2 separate regions of the Homo sapiens genome follow, and region 2 is linked to region 1. Evidence: chromatin contacts called from ENCODE Hi-C or POLR2A ChIA-PET data. All regions are on one chromosome and are shown on one strand. Each heading gives the region's core, a stretch centred on a gene start or an enhancer-like site at or near the end of the contact. The rest is flanking DNA. Distances are from core to core; before and after follow the strand shown.

Region 1 (4,655 bases), core at 1,476-3,975:
GCTCTTCGTCCATAAAAACTTAAAAATTATATTTTAAGGGTCTGTTGTTATGAAGACAAATGTACTGATAATATGCAATAAAACACTTATTGTGACCTAAAAGTTCATTTTTTTCTTCTAATTAAAAAGATAAAAGTTTTTTTGTAGGTTCCTGGCAGTATTGTAGCCCCTCAACACTGCGCCTACTGTGCCTGGCAGTTATGTTGGCTCAGGACAGCAAGCCAACCAATTCATTCTCAGCTATTAGCCATGTTTAGATTACATGACCACACAATTAGACCCCATTTTAGGTAATGGAGGGCAAAGCTCTAGAGGAATGAAATGTAAGACAGGTAAGTTTTATTAGAAAAGACAAAATGGTAGAATGTGGCCTGATGAAAGAAAACTTCAATCTGGTTTCAAGGGGTGAGGATAGAGGTGGCAGGAGAAATGGATATCCCAAGAATCTGGAGAAATGTTTAAAGATGGAGTAGGTAGGAGGATGAGTAAAACAAACACAAACCAGCATCCTAATCCTAATGATGGCCAAGGTTTTCAATGGAAACATACATTTTGAAATGACTCCAGTTTTAACATCTCTTTTAGAAAAAAATGCTTCTATTTATATAAACCAAATAATTTGTGATAAAATGCCTATCCATTTTTTTTTTTTTTTTGCCTTATGTCAGGGAAGGAAAGCATACCTTTTAAGTTAACTAACTTCATAATCCTTTTAACTTGTAAATCTTTTAATTGAAGGAATGTCAAAGTCTAATGTGTCAGTGGAGACTTTCAGGCACAATGTTCATTTCAATTGTGAAAAGTTAAAAGCCATAGCCCTTATTGAACATCTTCACATCCATTCCTGCTGAAAATAATGCCCAAAGGTTAGAGATGGGTATGAGAGGAGGGAGAGTGGTAATGGCAGTGGTGGTGGTGTTTTAACTGAACTTCTAAGACATGTTTTCCAAGATGTCTTTGAGGACTGCTTTGTGAAAATTAAGCTGCTAATCATGTACATGTAAATTTATGAAAGAAAACAATTAGAATTGTCATGTCATAGAGTGAAAACTTCGTTTTTACTCTGTGCTCTATAAAAGCCCAACACCTCTTTATTGCAATGTATGCCTTTCACCTTAAAAGAAAAATAAAACTGATTTTAATCGATTTTTCTCTCAGTATAGTGGATTGTCATTAACACTGTGGTAACATTTCATGTTATTGCAATCATTTTCCATGGTCATATATGTGGGGAAAATACTTAGTATCTGCTTCTGTGGGTTATAGAAACAGACGGTTTGGATAAATTACATCTGTCTAGGCAGACTCCTACTTTTTTGTTGTGTTATGTCATTCATCAGGGAAGTAATAAAATAGAGATCAGTGGTTCTGATGTAGTAACTAATACGTCAACCACAAGCTGATTTGAATAGCATTTTCATGGTGCATACCAACACTAATAACTGTGTGGTTTCCTCATAACCTCAGCAGGTTGTATTTATATACTGACAAAAGGACCATGTAAAATCCATGCACAGCTGGTCATCAGAAGGACTATAAAACACTAGGGTTTGTCATACATGTGGTAATTATAAAGTGAGGCTGTGCAGTGTTCCCTAAACCTTGAAAACAAAGCTTCAACTTAATCCTTAAGTGAACTGTTTTGGGTTGGCTTATCACACAGAAGCCCACTCAACAATACCTCCAAGGCAGTTTGTCCTTTGAAGAGAGAGGGGAAAAAAACATAAAATTCACAATAGTCAGTGTTGTGTTATTCAGTTGGTTACATATGGAAACACAAATCTTTGGATTGTCAACACTACTTTCATAACAGAAAGAAACATTTCATTTTGAAAACGTTTCCTTCCATTTTCTTTTACTGTTTGATGCTTGTTTGTACAGTTCATAATCTAATAATCTGAATTACAGCAATACTTTCTTGCATATTGTCCATGCTGAAATAAAAGTACATTGAAAGCTTTAGTTTTATGAAGTGCATACTGCATATGGAGATTTGTTTTCTAAGTAAACACTAAGCAATTTATGCACTAGTAGCATTCAAATCTCTGATGCTGTTTTGGGATAATTCTCAAGGATTTATGACTTTCATGAATTTCTCTCTAACCAACCTAGATGTACTTCAGAATTTTATCATTGTTTTTGACCAAATACCTTGAGTTTGAAGGCTGCTGTGGAAAGTACTCCATATACAAAGATTGGATAAAATCTGAGGCTTTTCAGAATGCTAAAGAAGATTTCAATTCTGCTGCCCTCCCAAAATTAAAAAACAAATCTTCAAAGCTCTGTGTTATTTTTACATTTTGTTTATGAAAATAAAATAAAATGTTGGACCACTTTTGATAATATTTAAGTTGACCAAATCACATTTGTTTTCACCAAATGAAGAAATTCTTCATTTACTGTATCACTTTAGTTTTCCTTCTCATGACTCCTTTGCCAAGAAAACAGATTTTGCAATCAGATGCCTACTAGCTGGGTGTTCATGAGCTGTGATGGATTACTTTTAATAGGTGCTATTTTCCTACTTCATTAACTGCTCTTTTTCTGATGGTGTTTTTTGGGTCAAGTTAGAAAAGAAACAAAGGTTTAACCATTTACCCAAATAGGCAATGACGCTAAGTGTATTTTTTTAAAGTTGATTATGTACACACAAGGATGTGTTTATTTTGGGAGTATGTGTGAGTAAGAGCTTGAGTGTGTGTGAATGTGTTGTTTTTTTCAACTTAAAACTCTTTGCCTGGCCAACTGCCATCTCCATGCCAGTCTCCATGGCAACTTCCTTAAGGATAAAGTAACAGAAATGTGAGGAGGCTGCCTGCCCACAAACAAAGCTGCCACAGCCCTGCCAGAGGCCTGACTAGACAGAATCCCGGAACACTCCACATTCCATGAGAGTTCTGCAGGTTACTGCAGCTAGCTCCATTTAAAGGTGCAGTGCCTCTAGTCCTGGGAGGAAAGTTTAAAAATGTCTTCTGACTAGTCTTTCCATATATTAGAATGTAGATATGCAACCCACATGTCTTGACATTATTTTTCCCTTCCCATCTACATTGAATAAACATTTTATATCTAGCATTTATTTTTTAGTGATATTTGGAAATTTGCTTGACAGAGACCTTTGCCTAATATTGTGTGTTGTATGTACATCACATCAGGATGTGATGTATGTACCTTTAAAATACTTGTATAAAATATAAAATATTGAAAAAGTGAGACTAAATATCTTGATCCATTCTGCTTTCTTAAAAAAAGTGTCTGCTTTCTAATCTTAATGGATTTATGCATGTTTTTCCAAGAAATCAATAAAATTATTAAAATTCATAGTATATTAACATATATAATATATATTATATATAACAGTAATTTTCAAATGGTAGCAATCTTCCATAGGACACTTGGCAATATCTCAGTGGATATTGGTTGTCACAACTGGGGCCATGATACTGGTATCCAGTGGTTAGAGTCCTGGGGGAGCTTTTAAATATCCTACAATCAATAGAATAGCTCCCATAGCAAAGGATTACTGGCCTGAAATGTCAATAATACGAAGGTTGGGAAACCCTAGTATACATACATAGATGTTATATATGTATGTATGTATGTGTGTATGTACATACCAATTTAAAAATAAAGATTATAAGGTGTAGAGAGCTTAAATAGGAATAAACTATGCTAAGGCAACTTTCTAAGTTGTTTTTGCTCTGTCTCCTCAAACTGGGTACCAGAACTCTGATGACAACTGTCAATCTAGAGTCCACTGTCCAGGATTATCTATACAATGTATTTAGTATCTCTATAGCAATTGTTTTTTAAGACCACAAAAGAATACCTAAGAAGACCAGGCCTAGGCTAGGGAGTAAGAACTATGTGTAGTTTACTCTGTCTCTAAGAGTGTTTTCTATGCAATGAACTATACATCATATACAAGCTGTTTTTTACCTTAACTATTAATTCTTTCCCATTAGGAATTAGTAAAATGCTTCATAATTATGGCTAAGGGAAATATTTATGATCTTCAGCATACAGATTGCTCATTTCATCTCCAAAGTTTTGCTAATACTATTCAGGCTGTTTATGTTGTTGTTACCCCATAATATTCAACACAGTGTTTATATCAGTTATGTTAACCAGTTATGGAAAATCCTGAGTTTCTGGTTACCCAAATGAAAAGTTTACTTTAAACACAAGCCAAGGAAGTTTGGTTATGTTCAGCAGTGCTACTCAAAGTATGATTTCCTAAACTGGTGAATGACTACAACCATTTGATTACTGGTCTGTAACAAAATAGGTATAGAAATTAAAAATAAGCTTTTAGAAATTTTAATAACAATTTTGTAATGTCACAGCATCTAAGCATGTCTCATCAAACAGCTTGAGGTGTTGTCAAATTCATGTGGTGAGTCATAGAGTCACTAGCTATGAACTAGTCATCATGATCTCTAGCTACGAACTGGTGTGATCATATAAACTCACATAGTGAGATAGTATGTTGGGTCTGTGATAGATTGGAAATTAATTTTAACAATAACCAAAAGTCGGCCAGGTGCAGTGGCTCACGCCTATAATCCCAGCTACTCCGGAGGCTGAGGAATGAGAATTGCTTGAACCTGGGAGGTAGAGGTTGCAGTGAGCCGAGATCACGCCACTGCACTCCA
Region 2 (4,655 bases), core at 1,590-4,089, 140 kb after region 1:
CAAGCATTGGTATTGCTGGGTTGTAGGGTGTAGCATAATCAAATTGTCTAGGCAGATTGTGGCTATATTATAACTTGTGGTTGAACATGAGCCTTTTTTCCTCTTCTGTGAAATGCTGTGCTACCTTCTCTTCATTTTTATATTGCAATATTTGTCTTTTTCCTTATGATTTGTAGGGTTTCTCTATAGAGCTGGATAATAATCTTTTGTCAGCTCTGTATGTAGCAAATATCTCCTATCAATTTCTTCATTATATTTCATTTTTATGGTGCCTTTTGATAAACAGCGTTCTTAATCTGAATGCAGTAAAATTCTCTTTAAAATGAGTAATACATTTTCTGTGTTGTTTGAGAAATTATTTTTTTACCACAAGGCAGATGGTGATTGTCTCTTCTTTCGTCTGTCTCCCTTACAGGATAATCAAAGCAAAGAAGCCATTTTTCACCTCTTTTCCATTATAAATTCTCCCTTGGTAATCCTTTTGTGATTTTTGTATTGGAAATTGAGGGTTGGCTAATTGAAGTCAGATGTTCAGTGCAGAGTGTTGCAGCGTATCCCAATTTGTTGCCTTGTTTCTCTGTTCTCTCTTTGTATGATCTATGGAGACTCCAAAAAGTTATCTGGGGAAGAACAATGGCACATTTAACTCAGATTCTATTCCAGACAAGCTTATCAAACAATTTCTGTGGAACAAGTACAGTGTTATTCCTGATAGAATTCTGTCGAGATAGATAGGACACATAGGACTTATCAAAGAGGGAAGCCCGTCACCTTTATTAGTCTGGAACTTCCTTTTCTTCAATCAACAACATATGTGAACCTTCTTTTCTTGCTAGAAATATAGAATATATCTTCCTTTTGATTTTTGCATAAAGTATAATAATATAGCTTTACAGTAAAGTATTTAAATCTTCCCTTATTAGGAACCAAAAGGTGTTTTCCAGTTGTTCTTTAATTTCATAATGATATAATGAATGCAGGTGTATGTAACATAGTGTATATATGTGTATGTGTATATGTACATGTCAGTATGTATATATCTCCATATGTTTGTGATATGGCTTCCTTATAATTGTATTAGAGAAGTAGAATTGCTATGACTAATGGTATTTTCACTTAAAATTTTTTTGGAAATGCTAAATTGCCTTATCACCAAAGTTGACAAGGGTATGCTTCATCACACTCTAGCTCACATTAGATACTGTCGCTTAAGTAGACTTTTGTCAGTTTTAGGGGAAATAGTATTCTTTTGTTCTAATTTGTATTTCTTTTCTCACTGCATTAGCCAACCTCATTTTTGAATGTTTCTCAGCTATTTATAACTTTTTAACATTTGAGTTCCTTCCATGAATAAACGTAGAGTGATAATGTAAAGCAGTGTAACTGAAGAGATGCTTGCCATTTCACTGCAGTTGTATTTTCATCATAAGAGCAATAGAATTAAATTTGTATCACCTGCAAAATGGCATTTTTGTGGCTATTTGTACTTCATCTACAAAATCACAAACCTAACCATGCTAAAAACAAACAAATTTGGGTTTGCTGCCTGAAACCTTTAGTTGGGTGTTTTAAAATAAAATAAAATAGCAAATATTCAAAACACTTTCACCAGTGTTATCTCATCTGATCCATTACATCCTTCTAACAAATCGTTAAATCAACAGATGTCAAATTAAACAAAATGAAGCACAACAAAATGCTTATCTATTTATTGCTGCAAAAGTACTTAAACAGGTGTCATATATTCAAGATTCTAATCGCTGTTCCAGAGAGCAAGCTTTTAGTGAAAATATTTGTAAGTGTTATGACCAAATGTAACAAAGGCATAAATAAAATCCAGGAAAATTATAAAATTCAAATTAAGAGGAAACACTAAGGAAAGTATAAAGGTATCTTAACTTTCCTGGTAATGTTCTGTTTCTGAAGCTGGATGATATCAACACAAGTATTTACATATATGCTTTATAATTTCTCATATTTGTAAAATACTTTTTAAAAATTAAAACCTCAGTGCTTTTTTTTTTTTTTTCATTTCTACAGTGGCACATAAAAAAGGATTACCACTCTAAAGCTTAATGATCACATCCAAGGGGTTCAAATGCCAATGCATTTGGCAGCAATTCAGTGCAGGGTTTGCTGAGCCAATTCTCCAGTTCTGAGTAGCCTCAATGCCTCAACCTAATCTGGCAGAGGGAACACTCCGATGATAGCAATTACTTCAATTCTCAGTTTGTTGAGTTCATATGGCCCCACAAGTAATAAAAGTTCTTAAAAGAGTTTGCTGAAAAGAATGAAAATAGACATGGTACATGACTCAACAAATCTATGCCAAACCACCTGTGTGAAAATATATACACATATTTAATTTAGCCAACTGTTCTCCTTGATTGATAGTTTGCATATATTATACTATAGACCTGATGCTCCTAACCTTCCACAGCTTCCTAAATTGAGAGTGTAAATTTCTTAATTTTCCCAAGATGTGTATGTTATTGAAACCTAAGGATAAGTGTCATGGACTTCTTGTGGTCATCTAGATCACACTGAAAGGGTACTTGTCACTTTGGGATTTAATAATTAAAACACATAGGAATATTTAGTGAATCTGACTCTTCAGGGTGGGAGGTCTGTCTTGTTTAAACAAATGAAACTTATGTTGGCAAATATTTTTATTGATGGACTTGAATAAAGATGTAGCCTCATTTTGTGAGGGAAGAGGTAGTGCATATTTAACAGATACACATTTGGACCCGATGTTGGCTTTGCATTCACTCTCAGGTACCACAGCAGAAATTTACCCTGTAGCAGCATTGCTTTGGTATGATGTTCAACATTGCTATCAGTGGTCGTTAACATTTATGGCACAATTCATTTAGGTTTTTACGAGTCCTTCATATTCCCTTTATGATCCCAAACAGGAAATGTCCATGTGGGAAATGAGTAACACTATACACCAAAATCTCTTTGATTTTCATTTTTATGTTAATAGTCACTACATTTCTAAACCCAGGATGTGTAGTTTTCTGAATCTTAAGTATTATATATATATCTTGGAGGTCTCTAAGAGTCATCTGAATGGAATTTCTCACTGCACACTGATATTGTCGTCTTTGACCCACTTTGAAAGAATATAGTTTAGGGCTAAATATTTGATATAATATGACACATAATACCATTAATTTAATTATTTTGCTTATTTAACTAATATCTGTTGCACATTTATTGAGGACCTACTATGTGCCAGGCAGTTTTCTAGGTCCTATAGTGTATTTGTTCTGCTATTCACATGGCCGATTGCTGTTATAAATTAAAAAATCTCAGAGGCTAAACAAAAATAGAAATCTATTTATTATTCATGTGAAGTCCATTTGGGGGTCAGAAGTTTTCCACTCAGGAATTAGGGTACTAGTTTCATTATATATCCCAAACTTGCAACCCCCTTGGGCCTCGGGGCAATCCCCAGGAACCTCTTCATTTCAATTAGCAAAGAATGGATGAGAGAATAGAGAATTGCAATTAAGAGGTCTTTGTGAATCTGGCCTTGAAGGGGCACACATCACTGCCTCCACATTCTGTATTCTAGGACTCAGCTATATGGTCATGCTGATTTCAAAGAAAGTGGGAAATGTGGCATAGCCATATTTCTTGGAAGAGAGGAAACAAACTTGGTGAGTATTAAGCTAATCTCTGCCAAATGTGCTATTATATTTGGTAAGACAGATGAGGTTCCTACTTGTATGGAGCAACCATTCTGGTATAGTGAGATAGACAATAAACATGAAAACAAATATATAAGTAAGAATTGCAGGTAGTGATGAGTGCTGGGAAGTAAACAACAAAGGGTGGTGGGATTTAGGAAGAACAGCAGATGGAAAGGAGCTCTTCTACCTAGCATGATGAGAGGGCAAATGTCTGTTGCGATGGAATCCCATCTGAGGCTTGAATGAAGGGAAGGAGTTGGCCATGCAAAGACTTAGAGAAAAGCTTTCCAGACAGGACAAAGGGCAGAATCTGAACAGGCTTAGTATGTTTAGATGACAGAAAGAAGGTAAGTCTGGCAAAACTTACTGAGGTTGGGATTGGGTTGGATGAGCAGAGGAGAAGCAGGGAGCACGTTATGCAGTTCTTGGAGGTCTTTACTGTAATTTCATATACAGGGATTTTTGCTAAGTTTGTGGAATGCTTTATCTCATTTAATCTTTTCAACAAATCTGGATATTATTACCCCTTCTTTTGCAGACAAGTAAATGGAGGTTTAGGGAGTTTAAATAACTTCTGCAAGATCATACAGCTGATGAAGCAGAGTCAGATTTACCCAAGTCTGTCTGACTCCAAAACTCATGCTTCTGACCGTGATACAACCATGGTTTTAACCAAGTTTTTAGTCAACACTGAAAACCTGTTTTCTCTTCCATTCATGAAACAATGCAAAAGAATGTACTCTGTCATCTTAAACTTTCTGACAACTTGAAACCACTAAGACTGTTCCAAAGCCAATGTATATTTAGCAAAGACATTTTAAATATTTTCACTTTAAAATTTCTCTATAATAAACATGCTTTGCTCTTATACAAACAATTCTAGTCACAATTATCATTGTCAAGTATGAATTCTTATCTAATGGAACTTGTTACCTCAATTCAGTCAATTCATAC

The links. Hi-C counts contacts between places; a loop is a spot of excess contacts on that map. ChIA-PET counts read pairs that join two places held with the same protein, here RNA polymerase II (POLR2A).
Region 2: a loop to region 1 is called in a map of PC-3, with 3 times the contacts of the local background. The contact joins two enhancer-like sites. A Hi-C loop is called at or near these places in 1 of 168 maps with a recorded cell type or tissue (PC-3). POLR2A ChIA-PET finds 5 or more read pairs at or near these places in 2 of 52 experiments (HCT116 and MCF 10A).

Annotation. Positions count from the first base shown.
Region 1 is chr3:29,062,811-29,067,465 of GRCh38, forward strand. No RefSeq gene overlaps it. Among named protein-coding and RNA genes, the nearest start is that of RBMS3-AS3, 220 kb to the right of the region's middle. Within about 2 kb of position 2,726, at least 7 of the 41 ENCODE cell types and tissues checked have a DNase peak (open chromatin) inside an H3K27ac peak, as active enhancers do.
Region 2 is chr3:29,199,637-29,204,291 of GRCh38, forward strand. No RefSeq gene overlaps it. Among named protein-coding and RNA genes, the nearest start is that of RBMS3-AS3, 79 kb to the right of the region's middle. Within about 2 kb of position 2,840, at least 2 of the 41 ENCODE cell types and tissues checked have a DNase peak (open chromatin) inside an H3K27ac peak, as active enhancers do.